Regions from separate parts of the Homo sapiens genome. Here region 1 is linked to region 2. Evidence: read pairs that join two places in POLR2A ChIA-PET (ENCODE). Cell type or tissue: PC-3. All regions are shown on one strand. Each heading gives the region's core, and the rest is flanking DNA. Links, peaks and the distances in the headings are about the cores only.

Region 1 (5,375 bases), core at 205-5,204, 450 kb after region 2:
TTTTTTTTTTTGAGACAGAGTTTCGCTCTTGTCTCCCAGGCTGGAGTGCAATGGCGCGATCTTGGCTCACTGCAACCTCTCCTCCTGGGTTCAAGCCATTCTCCTGCCTCACTCTCCTGAGTAGCTGGGATTACAGGCACTTGCCACCACGCCTGGCTAATTTTTATATTTTTAGTAGAAACAGGGTTTCACCATGTTGGGCAGGCTGGTCTCAAACTCCTGACTTCAGGTGATCCGCCAGCCTCGGCCTCCCAAAGTGCTGGGATTACAGGCATGAGCCACCACACCCGGCCTTCAGGAACAGTTTTAATCCTCATAACTTTGCGAGGTACTGCTGCCATTATCCCCCCTTTACAGACAAGAAGACTGAGGCACAGAATGAAATAAGTGGCTCAAGTTTACATAGTCAGCAAGCAGCCAGCCTGGGATTGAAGGCAGGCAGTTTGCTTGAGGGTTGGGGCTGTCAATGCCATCTCCTTGAGGAAACCTTTCCTATTGCTTTTTTGTCTTGATGCGATTGGACCTGGCTGTTCTCCTGGCGCCTCACGCTGTCTTCTCATGGTGCTGTGTTCACCATCACCTGGGAATTCTTTTTTTCTCTGTCAAGTGTCCAGTTCCTTGTGTCTTGAATCCTTTCTTGAATCCTTTGGCTTTCTCTTCCACGGTTTACCGTTACTCTCATTTCGTGAAAGTGCATCCCCTAGGAGTTCTTGGGGACGGTACACGGCAGTAAATCCTGTGAGAACTTATCTGAACATGTCTGTTCAGATAACGGAGACTAAACTTAAGAATAGGAGAATCACTTGACCCAGGAGGTTGAGGCTGCAGTGAGCTGTGATGGCACCACTGCACTCCATCCTGGGTGACAGAGTGACATCCTGTCTCAAAAAACAAAAACGAAAACAAAAGACCTGAGAGGTTTACATATATGAGCATGACATGAAAGTGAAATGATATGAAAATGAATGATATGAAAATGTCACGCCAAAAAGCAAAGATCATATATTTGCATATTTAATAGAAAGATGTCACGGAAAATGACTTGATTTACCCTCACACTAAGTTGATCTTTGCCTGGGTTCATAGGTTGGAAATCATTTTTTTCTTCCTAAAACACCCCATATACTACTTCCTTACCACACACATATAGTCTCTCTGCTCTCAAATCCTGAAACTCTTTATTTTTAAGCTGTTAGTCTCCATTTAAAAGGGTTTTTATGCTCTGTCATTTTCTATTTCTTTGGTTTTGGACCCTCTTTCTGGAAGAATTTCTCAACTTTATTTTCTAGCCCTCCGATAATCATTACTGCCTTAAAAAATTTTTAAGAGCTTTTAGATATGAATACTCCTTTTAATGACATGATGTTTTTGTTTAATGATTGAACTATCTTACCTAAGGATATTTGAGATATTTTAAAATGTAATTTTATGAATAGATAATACACAGCATTCACAAATTAAAACATCATGAAAAGTAATTTTTTTACAAAATACTCCTTTCTCTCTCTTTTTTTTTTTTTTTTTTGAGATGGAGTCTCACTCTGTCGCCCAGGCTGGAGTGCAGTGGCACGATCTTGGCTCACTGCAAGCTCCGCCTCCCGGGTTCACGCCATTCTCCTGCTTCAGCCTCCCGAGTAGCTGGGACTAAAGGCGCCCGCCACCACACCAAGCTAATTTTTTGTATTTTTAGTAGAGATGGGGTTTCACCGTGTTAGCCAGGATGGTCTCAATCTCCTGACCTCGTGATCCGCCCGCCTTGGCCTCCCAAAGTGCTGGGATTACAGGCGTGAGCCACCGCACCTGGCATACCCCTCTCTCTTTTGTCCCTGATTTGTCCAGGTTTCTTCCACATAGGTAATTATAGTTAGTCATCTGCCTTTACCTCCCAAACACTACCACTTTCTTCCAAAGTTAACTACTTTCGTCACTTTTAAGTTAATTACTTCATTTTAAAAAACGAGGCCGGATGCAGTGGCTCACGCCTGTAATCCCAGCACTTTGGGAGGCCGAGGCGGGCTGATCACGAGGTCAGGAGTTTGAGACCAGCCTGGCCAACATGGTGAAACCCCATCTCTACTAAAAAAATACAAAAAATTAGCCAGGCATGGTGGCGGGTGCCTGTAATTCCAGCTACTTGGGAGGCTGAGGCAGGAGAATCGCCTGAACCCGGGAGGTGGAGGTTGCAGTGATCCAAGATCATGCCATTGCATTCCAGCCTGGGCAACAAGAGTGAAACTCCATCTCAAAAAAAAAGAAGCAAGCCCCAGAATGGGAAAAGATTCTTGTTACACATACAGCTGACAAAAGGTTCCTATAAAACGTTGAGGACGGCTGGGCGTGGTGGCTTATGCCTATAACCCCAGCACATTGGGAGGCCAAGATGGGAGGATTGCTTGAGCCCAGGAGTTTGAGACGATCCTGAGCGTCATAGGGAGACCCCATCTTTACAAAAAATAGAAAAATTAGCTAGGTGTGGTGGTGTGTGCCTGTGATCCCAGCTACTCAGGAGGCTGACACGGGAGAATCACTTGAGCCCGGAGGTCGAGGCTGCAGTGAGCTGTGATTGCACCACTGCATTCCATCCTGGGTGACAGAGTGACATCCTGTCTCAAAAAACAAAAACAAAAGACCTGAGAGGTTTACAGGACAATGAGATACTCCTTCAGAAACACAGAAATGGCCACGTGCAGTGGCTCACACCTGTAATCCCAAAACTTTGGGAGGCCAAGGTGGGTGGATCGTGTGAGCTCATGAGTTTGAGACCAGCATGGGCAACATGCTGAAACCCCATCTCTACAAAAAATACAAAAATTAAGGCTGAGTGTGGTGACTCACACCTGTAATCTCAGAACTTTGGGAGGCAGAGATGGGCCGATCACTTGAGGCCAGAGTTTAAGACCAGCCTGGCCAACATAATGAAACCCCGTGTCTACTAAAAATACAAAAATTAGCCAGGCATGTTGGCAGGCACCTGTAATCCCAGCTACTTGGGAGGCTGAGGCAGGAGAATCGCTTGAACCCAGGAGTCAGAGGCTGCAGTGAGCCAAGAGCATGCCAGTGCACTCCAGCCTTAGTGACAGAGTAGACTCCATCTCAAAAAAAAAAAAAAAAAAAAAAAGCTGGACATGGTAGTGCACGCCTGTGGTCCCAGCTACTTGGGAAGCTGAGGCAGGAGGATCGCTTGAGTCTGAGAGGCAGAGGCTGCAGTGAGCCATGCTCGTGCCACTGCAATCCAGCTTGGGCAACAGAGTGAGATTCTATCTCCCAAAAAAAATTTTTTTTTTTTGAGGAAAAGTGTTTTTTAACCCAGTAGAAAACTGAAGAAGAGACTTGCTTGAATAGGCTGGTAAACATGGGAAGATGCTCAGCTTCATTAGTCATCTGGGAATTGCCAGTGTAACTCCCATGCCTGTACCAAAATGCATACAGTTACCAACACTGATAATACCAAATGTAGGTGAGGATACAGAGCAACCAGAAGGATTTTGTGTGCTGCTGGTAAGCATATAAATTGGTACAACCAATTTGGAAAATGATTTCTAATTTTCTACTAAAGGCGAGCATGTTTTTCCCATGACCCAGAATTCCACCCCTGGGTATATGCCCAACATCTGTTCTGAACTGGTATTTAAATGTAGACCTGTGCTGTCCAGTATGGTAGCCACTCACCACATGTAGCTATTGAGCACTTGAATGCGGCTGGTTCACCCTGAGATGTGCTTGAAGTATAAAATATATGCTGACTTCTGAAAACTTAGTATGAAAACAGAATGTAAAGCATCTCATCTCGATGATTTTTAAAATATTGAATATAGAATATTCAATATATAGAATATAGAATGTTTTAATATATGTAATATTAAAATATTACATATAGAAATGATAATGTTTTGAATATAATGGATTAAGTAAAAATATCATTAAATTGATTTTATCTGTCTTTTAAACATGGCTACTAGACAATTTTAAGTTATATGTGTGGCTCACATTCACGGTTCATGTTTTATTTCCATTGGATGGCTCTCCTCTAGAGGCTTGATCAGAGTCCACTTGGATTTCTTTGTTTTTGGAAATGATACTTAATAGTTTGCACACCACGTATTTTCCTACCTCTCTACTTTTATTTTTTTATTTTGCATCATATTAGGTGCACTTTAATATCTGGTTATCTCTCTCCTTGTGATAAAATTGATGATTGGGTTCAGATATTGTCAGCCTACTCCTCCATTATAAAGACCCATCAGTCTTTCATATGGTTTTAGCAGTCATTGGTGATCAGTAACAGTGACATTTTTGTTTTGTCCTTCAGGCTGCATTTATCATCTGCAGTACTTCTGTAATGAAGATCTTTCCATCATCAGTCCTTTCATTAACCTAATATTAGTTATTACAGGAGAGATCATCTTGTTGAAATATTATATGATCATATCTCTTCCCTGCACTTAAAATCCTGAAATGGCAGTCCGTTCATTAAAATAAATAATCCATACCCATTATATATTGAGGCACCAGCCCACTTCTTTGGAGCTTGGATGGTAACCACCTTCCAAACATGACATAGTCGCCTCTTATCTTACACAGAGCTGTCTGCTTCTCCCTGAATTCACAGTGTTTTCCTACCTCTCTAGTTTTATTCATGCTCTTTTCTGGAAAATGATTTCCTTCACACATCCTGCATCACAGTTCTTACTTCCAGCGTAAGCTTCACCAACTCTAAGTAGCATTACCTTCTACTCCTAGGTAGAATTTGCCTTTCCCTAATTTGCCCTTCCCCAACAGTGTCCTCTGCATATATTTCTACCATGTTCCCTTTTTAACCCTGTAGTTGAGCTTTTGTATTTACATGTCTTCCAAGTCTCTGAGTTGCTGCAAGAGTAGAAGCTTATGTAATTCTGTGTTGAGCACCAGAACCCAGCTCAACTACAGCCTCACATGTAGTTGCTTCGTCAACATCATGCTGGTTATTCCTAAATTAGCTAAAGGACTTAGAGGGAACCCATTTCTGGCCTCATTTTTGAAAAAAAAAAATGAATGAATGAATGTAGGTGTACAGTGGATGGAGGATATTTCTCTTATTTTTTTTTAAATCCCTAAAAATGTGAAATAGGTGTTTGGTGGGAAGCCTCTGTGATGGATCGTGGTGAAAATCATTAAAAGCATGTTCCTCCTATATGTGCCATCCCCACTCGCCAATGATGACCTAATTCACAGTGAGCTGGGGTACACTGTTACAGGCATCAGTGTCATTTGAGGACGTGACCGTGGACTTCAGCAGGGAGGAGTGGCAGCAACTGGACCCTGCCCAGAGATGCCTGTACCGGGATGTGATGCTGGAGCTCTATAGCCATCTCTTCGCAGTGGGTGAGCACAACTGA
Region 2 (5,375 bases), core at 136-5,135:
AAAATGGAATTATAAACATCACCGGCTCTCTGTGAATGTGACAGGTAAGGCACAGGCTCCAGGAAAGGCCACAGGGAAAGGTCATGGGGGCGGCAGGGAAAGGCTGGGATGGAGCCCCTGCCCCAGGAGAGGGCTTAGGGTGAAGCGAGTTGGCTCAGGGCAGGAGCTGGACCAGAGCCTGAGCTCCCCCCAGGGCTGCACCATGGATCCTCTGACCTGATCCTGAGTCCCCCTCTCTTCACCAGCCTTGACCCACAGGCCCAACATCCTCATCCCAGGCACCCTGGAGTCCGGCTGCCCCCAGAATCTGACCTGCTCTGTGCCCTGGGCCTGTGAGCAGGGGACACCCCCTATGATCTCCTGGATAGGGACCTCCGTGTCCCCCCTGGACCCCTCCACCACCCGCTCCTCGGTGCTCACCCTCATCCCACAGCCCCAGGACCATGGCACCAGCCTCACCTGTCAGGTGACCTTCCCTGGGGCCAGCGTGACCACGAACAAGACCGTCCATCTCAACGTGTCCTGTGAGTGCTGGGCCGGGACGCCTGGGTCCCTGATGGGGTGAGCGTCAAGCCTGGACACTGGGTGCTGGGTCCCGGAATCTGGGCTGGTGGTGGGGTCAGGAGGACACTGGCTCTGCCTTCCCTGTTTATGCGGCTCCTGGGGACAGACAGGGCCAGTGTCCCCAGCCCTCACAGTGATGCGGGTCTCCATGTCTTTCTGTCCCAGACCCGCCTCAGAACTTGACCATGACTGTCTTCCAAGGAGACGGCACAGGTAGGATGGAGCTCCCTCCCTGGGGCTGGAGGAGCAGGGCCTTCAGGTCAGGATGGGGCTGGCTTATTCCTCAACCTGGACTCACTTTGGCAAACAGGGATGTCCTTGTGGGTGAACTCAGGGCCCCTCTGTATCCTTAGGCCCCAAGGCCACTTGTTCCCATCCTCCCATCACCTCCCTTGGACTCCCCCACACACCCCCCCCTCAGCCTCAAACAAGAAGAGGGTGGCATTCACACAGCAGGACCAGGCTTTGAGGCTCCTTCTCATGTATCTCCTGAATACATCTCCACCCTTATCTGTTTATTTCTGATAGTTCTGATCTAAGTACTTCTGGACAGGTGATAAATGTCCATGGGCAAAAATTCAAATTGCAGAGCAAAGGCTCTCCTCCGATGCCTGCCCCCCTCCCCAGAACCAACCACTGTCCATCCAGGCTGCCCTGAGTCTCGGTTTGTACACCTGGAGGATCTCAGAGGTGGTTTGACGTCCGTAGTGAGACTGTCCGCACCCTCCTCTAGGGCTGTGTGTGAGTCCACTGCATGGATGGACTCTGATTTTGTGGCATCTCCTAATGGAAGATCACGGCACTAATTTCATCCTACGGCAGGATAGAACAATCTTGTATCTACTTCCACAGGAATATCTAAGCCTGTGGGTTAAGTTCCTAAAAGCAAAATGTAGCTACATTATATGTTCTTTCTTATTTTGAAAGATAAGCCCAAACTGTTCTCGATGAAGCGGGGAGAAGTTTACATTCCCAGCAGTGAGTGGTGAAAGTGTGTGTTTCCAGAACTTCAGTCTATGTCTGTGTGTCAGTTGCTGTCATCAGTCTCTTTCTGTATCCTTCCTTTTTCTCCAGATCTATGTATCTCTCTGACCCTCTGTCTCTTTTTCTACAGTATCCACAGTCTTGGGAAATGGCTCATCTCTGTCACTCCCAGAGGGCCAGTCTCTGCGCCTGGTCTGTGCAGTTGATGCAGTTGACAGCAATCCCCCTGCCAGGCTGAGCCTGAGCTGGAGAGGCCTGACCCTGTGCCCCTCACAGCCCTCAAACCCGGGGGTGCTGGAGCTGCCTTGGGTGCACCTGAGGGATGCAGCTGAATTCACCTGCAGAGCTCAGAACCCTCTCGGCTCTCAGCAGGTCTACCTGAACGTCTCCCTGCAGAGTGAGTGCACCAGTATGCTGGGGAGGGGCTGGAGAGGAGAACACACCTCCTCCACCCTTAGTAACTGCTGAGCGTGGACCTTCAGAGAGGAGCTCCGCTCTGGTCTGTGCTCAGCTGTGAGGTCTGGAACTTCCCTGGGACCCACAGCACCACTGTCCTCTTCCTGCCAGGGAAGGGTTGTGGGGTGGGGAGAGGGCAGGAGTGGATCTCAGAGGGGACAGGATGGGGCCGGACAGGTGTGTTTAGGGAGACAAGCGCCTTTCTTTGCAGGGCTGAACTGGAGTCACACAACTGAGATACTTGCTTTGAGCATCAAATTAAAAAAAAGAAAAAGCCCAGCAAGTCAGCAATCAAATGAAATCATATTGCAATGCAATAATCTTTTAAAAAAAGTAAAAATTGAATGCAAAACAAATTCATTAATGGATAAAATATTAAAATTGTGAAAAAAAACCCCAAAAGGAATGGCTGGCACTTGCACGCCTCACTGGCCTCAGGAAGAGTCTCTCCATGTCCTGCTCTCTCTCATTCCTGTTCTTTGTGTCTGGAAAGGGGAAGTGGAAATAGAAGTCTAGGACCCTACAGGAAGTGGGAGGAGAAGAGACCCAATTCTCTATGATATATCACAAAAATAACTCCCATCTGTCAACAGGCAAAGCCACATCAGGAGTGACTCAGGGGGTGGTCGGGGGAGCTGGAGCCACAGCCCTGGTCTTCCTGTCCTTCTGCGTCATCTTCGTTGTGTAAGCATGGACCCTAGAGAGGGAGGGAGGGAGAGCCCTGGGGGAGGACAGGCTGGAAGCTGGATCCCTGAAGCCAGAGCTGGAGGGACCTGGATGGGTCAAGAGCTTGGGGCAAGAAGGAGGTCACAGGTGCATGGTGAGAATTCCATGTGGGCCTGTGTTTGAGGAGCTTTGAGTCTGTGGCAAACCTTGGTACCCACTGTCCAGGAGAAGAGAGCCTCTGTTCTCAACCTTGGGGTCTCTAAGACTGGACCACTGCTTTCCCACCTCAGTCACCCCTGCAGTCCCTTAATAGGAAACACATGGGGGTACCTGGTCTGCCCACCGCACCCCAATCTGACCACACTGAAAGGCTCTCTGGTCTCTTCACTCAGAGTGAGGTCCTGCAGGAAGAAATCGGCAAGGCCAGCAGCGGGCGTGGGAGATACGGGCATAGAGGATGCAAACGCTGTCAGGGGTTCAGCCTCTCAGGTGAGTGATGTGGACTCTCCACAGCCAGCATGTAGCCTGGACACCTCCCACAGGATGACCCCCAGGACTAATCAGCTGGGCGTAGCCAAAGTTACCTCCTCTCTGTTCTTCCTTTCTTCTCTGTAGCCCCAAATCACAATGTTTGGTTGGTTTCCTCCCCTAAGAACAGCTTTTATTGTCTCTGCTCCCTATCCTGACCCTTCATTGCTGAGGCCTGAGGATCTCTGTCTTTTGTTCCCTCACCTGTCTGCCTGTCTCCTCTCCTTTCCTGCCTGGGGGGACTGTCCAGAAGACATCATCGTCCAGTTCCTCTGCATTTGAACAGCTGTTCCCCCACCCCTCAATACCGTTTAGAGCAGAAGCCAGCAAATACTATCTGTCAGGGACAGATAGAAACTATTTTCGGCTTCATGGGCCACACAGTCTCATTGCAGCTCCTCAAATCTGCTGTTGTAGCAAGAAAGAAGCCATATACCCTGTGTAAACAAATGAATATGGCTGTGTGCCAATAAAACTATTCACAAACATAAAGAGTGGGCTGGATATGACTCAGATACTGTAGTTTGACAACCCCTGATCTAGAGTAAAAATCCCAAACTCTATAGCCTGCAGCAGTGCACATTCTGACTTTTTTTGTTTTTTTTTTTTTTTGTTGTTGTTGTTTTTGAGACAGAGTCTTGCTCTGTCGCCCAGGCTGGAGTGCAGTGGTGCGATCTCTGCTCACTGCAACTTCCACCTTCCGGGTTCAAGCCATTCTCCTGCCTCAGCCTCCGGAGTAGCTGGGACTACAGGCGCCTGCCACCACGCCCAGCTAATTTTTTTGTATTTTTAGTAGAGACGGGGTTTCACTGTGTTAGCCAGGATGGTCTCAGTCTCCTGACCTTGTGATCTGCCCACCTTGGCTTCCCGAAGTGCTGGGATTACAGGCGTGAGCCACTGTGACCGGCCACATTCTGACCTTTTAAGCACCTACCTCTCCACTAGGGCAAGAACAAGGGTGAAGTGAGTGAGGCTGTTGCCTCAAGTGCATTTTTTCGTTTGTTTGTTTTTGTTTTTTGAGATGGAGTCTCGCTCTGTCACCCAGGATGTAGTGCAGTGGCACAATCTTGGCTTACTGCAACCTCTGCCTCCTAGGTTCAAGCGATTCTCCTGCCTCAGCCTCCTGAGTAGCTGGGATTAAAGGTGCACACCACCACACCTGGCTAATTTTGTATTTTTAGTAGAGACAGGGTTTCACCATGTTGGCCAGGCTGGTCTCAAACTCCTGACCTCAGGTGATCCGCCTACCTCAGCCTCCTGAAGAGCTGGGATTACAGATGTGAGCCACCGCGCCCCATCCTCACTGTCTGCTCTGACTCACTTCTCTCTCCCATGTCTCAGGGGCCCCTGACTGAACCTTGGGCAGAAGACAGTCCCCCAGACCAGCCTCCCCCAGCTTCTGCCCGCTCCTCAGTGGGGGAAGGAGAGCTCCAGTATGCATCCCTCAGCTTCCAGATGGTGAAGCCTTGGGACTCGCGGGGACAGGAGGCCACTGACACCGAGTACTCGGAGATCAAGATCCACAGATGAGAAACTGCAGAGACTCACCCTGATTGAGGGATCACAGCCCCTCCAGGCAAGGGAGAAGTCAGAGGCTGATTCTTGTAGAATTAACAGCCCTCAACGTGATGAGCTATGATAACACTATGAATTATGTGCAGAGTGAAAAGCACACAGGCTTTAGAGTCAAAGTATCTCAAACCTGAATCCACACTGTGCCCTCCCTTTTATTTTTTTAACTAAAAGACAGACAAATTCCTACCTCTCTGTACCTTGGTTTCCTGCTCTGTAAAACAGGAATGAGAAGCCCTACTTGCAAGGTTGTGGTCACCATTCCAGGAGTCACATCCCGTTAGAGCTCCTGGCACAGGTGTATGCCGAGCACTGATGGATCGCTGTGCTTTGAACACAAAGGTCCTGCTGGGAACCTCTCCTGATTCTGGTGGCAACTAGTACTTATATGTCTGTGTCACTTGCCTGCAAAATAGCGATTCTGCAACTTTCCAGGAAATAACCTCAGCCTGCAAATCAGGTCTAGGTAGCATCTGGATCCTGCCCACCTCTTCAGCCTCATCTGCCCACCCTGTGACTGCTAGGCCGCCTTACTCTCTGCAGTCTACGTATTGTGCACAGTCCAGTGGGAATCTTTAGGACACACTGAGCTCTCTCCGCACTGC

The links. Peaks named below come from ENCODE experiments on the same cell type or tissue, not always from the same donor. Only the 100,000 strongest peaks of a DNase experiment are listed, where the experiment ranks them.
Region 1: POLR2A ChIA-PET joins it to region 2 with 7 read pairs; 2 of 35 experiments call an interaction of 5 or more read pairs at or near these places.

Annotation. Positions count from the first base shown.
Region 1 is chr19:51,576,157-51,581,531 of GRCh38, forward strand. It overlaps ZNF175 (zinc finger protein 175), which reads left to right. Exons shown (of 5, transcript NM_007147.4): 3 at 5,235-5,361. Among named protein-coding and RNA genes, the nearest start is that of ZNF175, 7.6 kb to the left of the region's middle. In PC-3, for the core only: no CTCF peak of the experiment used is centred there; no DNase peak of the experiment used is centred there.
Region 2 is chr19:51,125,352-51,130,726 of GRCh38, forward strand. It overlaps SIGLEC9 (sialic acid binding Ig like lectin 9), which reads left to right. Exons shown (of 7, transcript NM_014441.3): 1 at 1-44; 2 at 246-524; 3 at 730-777; 4 at 1,679-1,945; 5 at 2,598-2,688; 6 at 3,063-3,159; 7 at 4,540-4,959. The coding sequence ends at 4,728. Among named protein-coding and RNA genes, the nearest start is that of SIGLEC9, 3.1 kb to the left of the region's middle. RefSeq lists an enhancer at 3,576-3,625. In PC-3, for the core only: no CTCF peak of the experiment used is centred there; DNase peaks (open chromatin) are centred at 2,640 and 3,660; H3K27ac peaks cover 505 bases.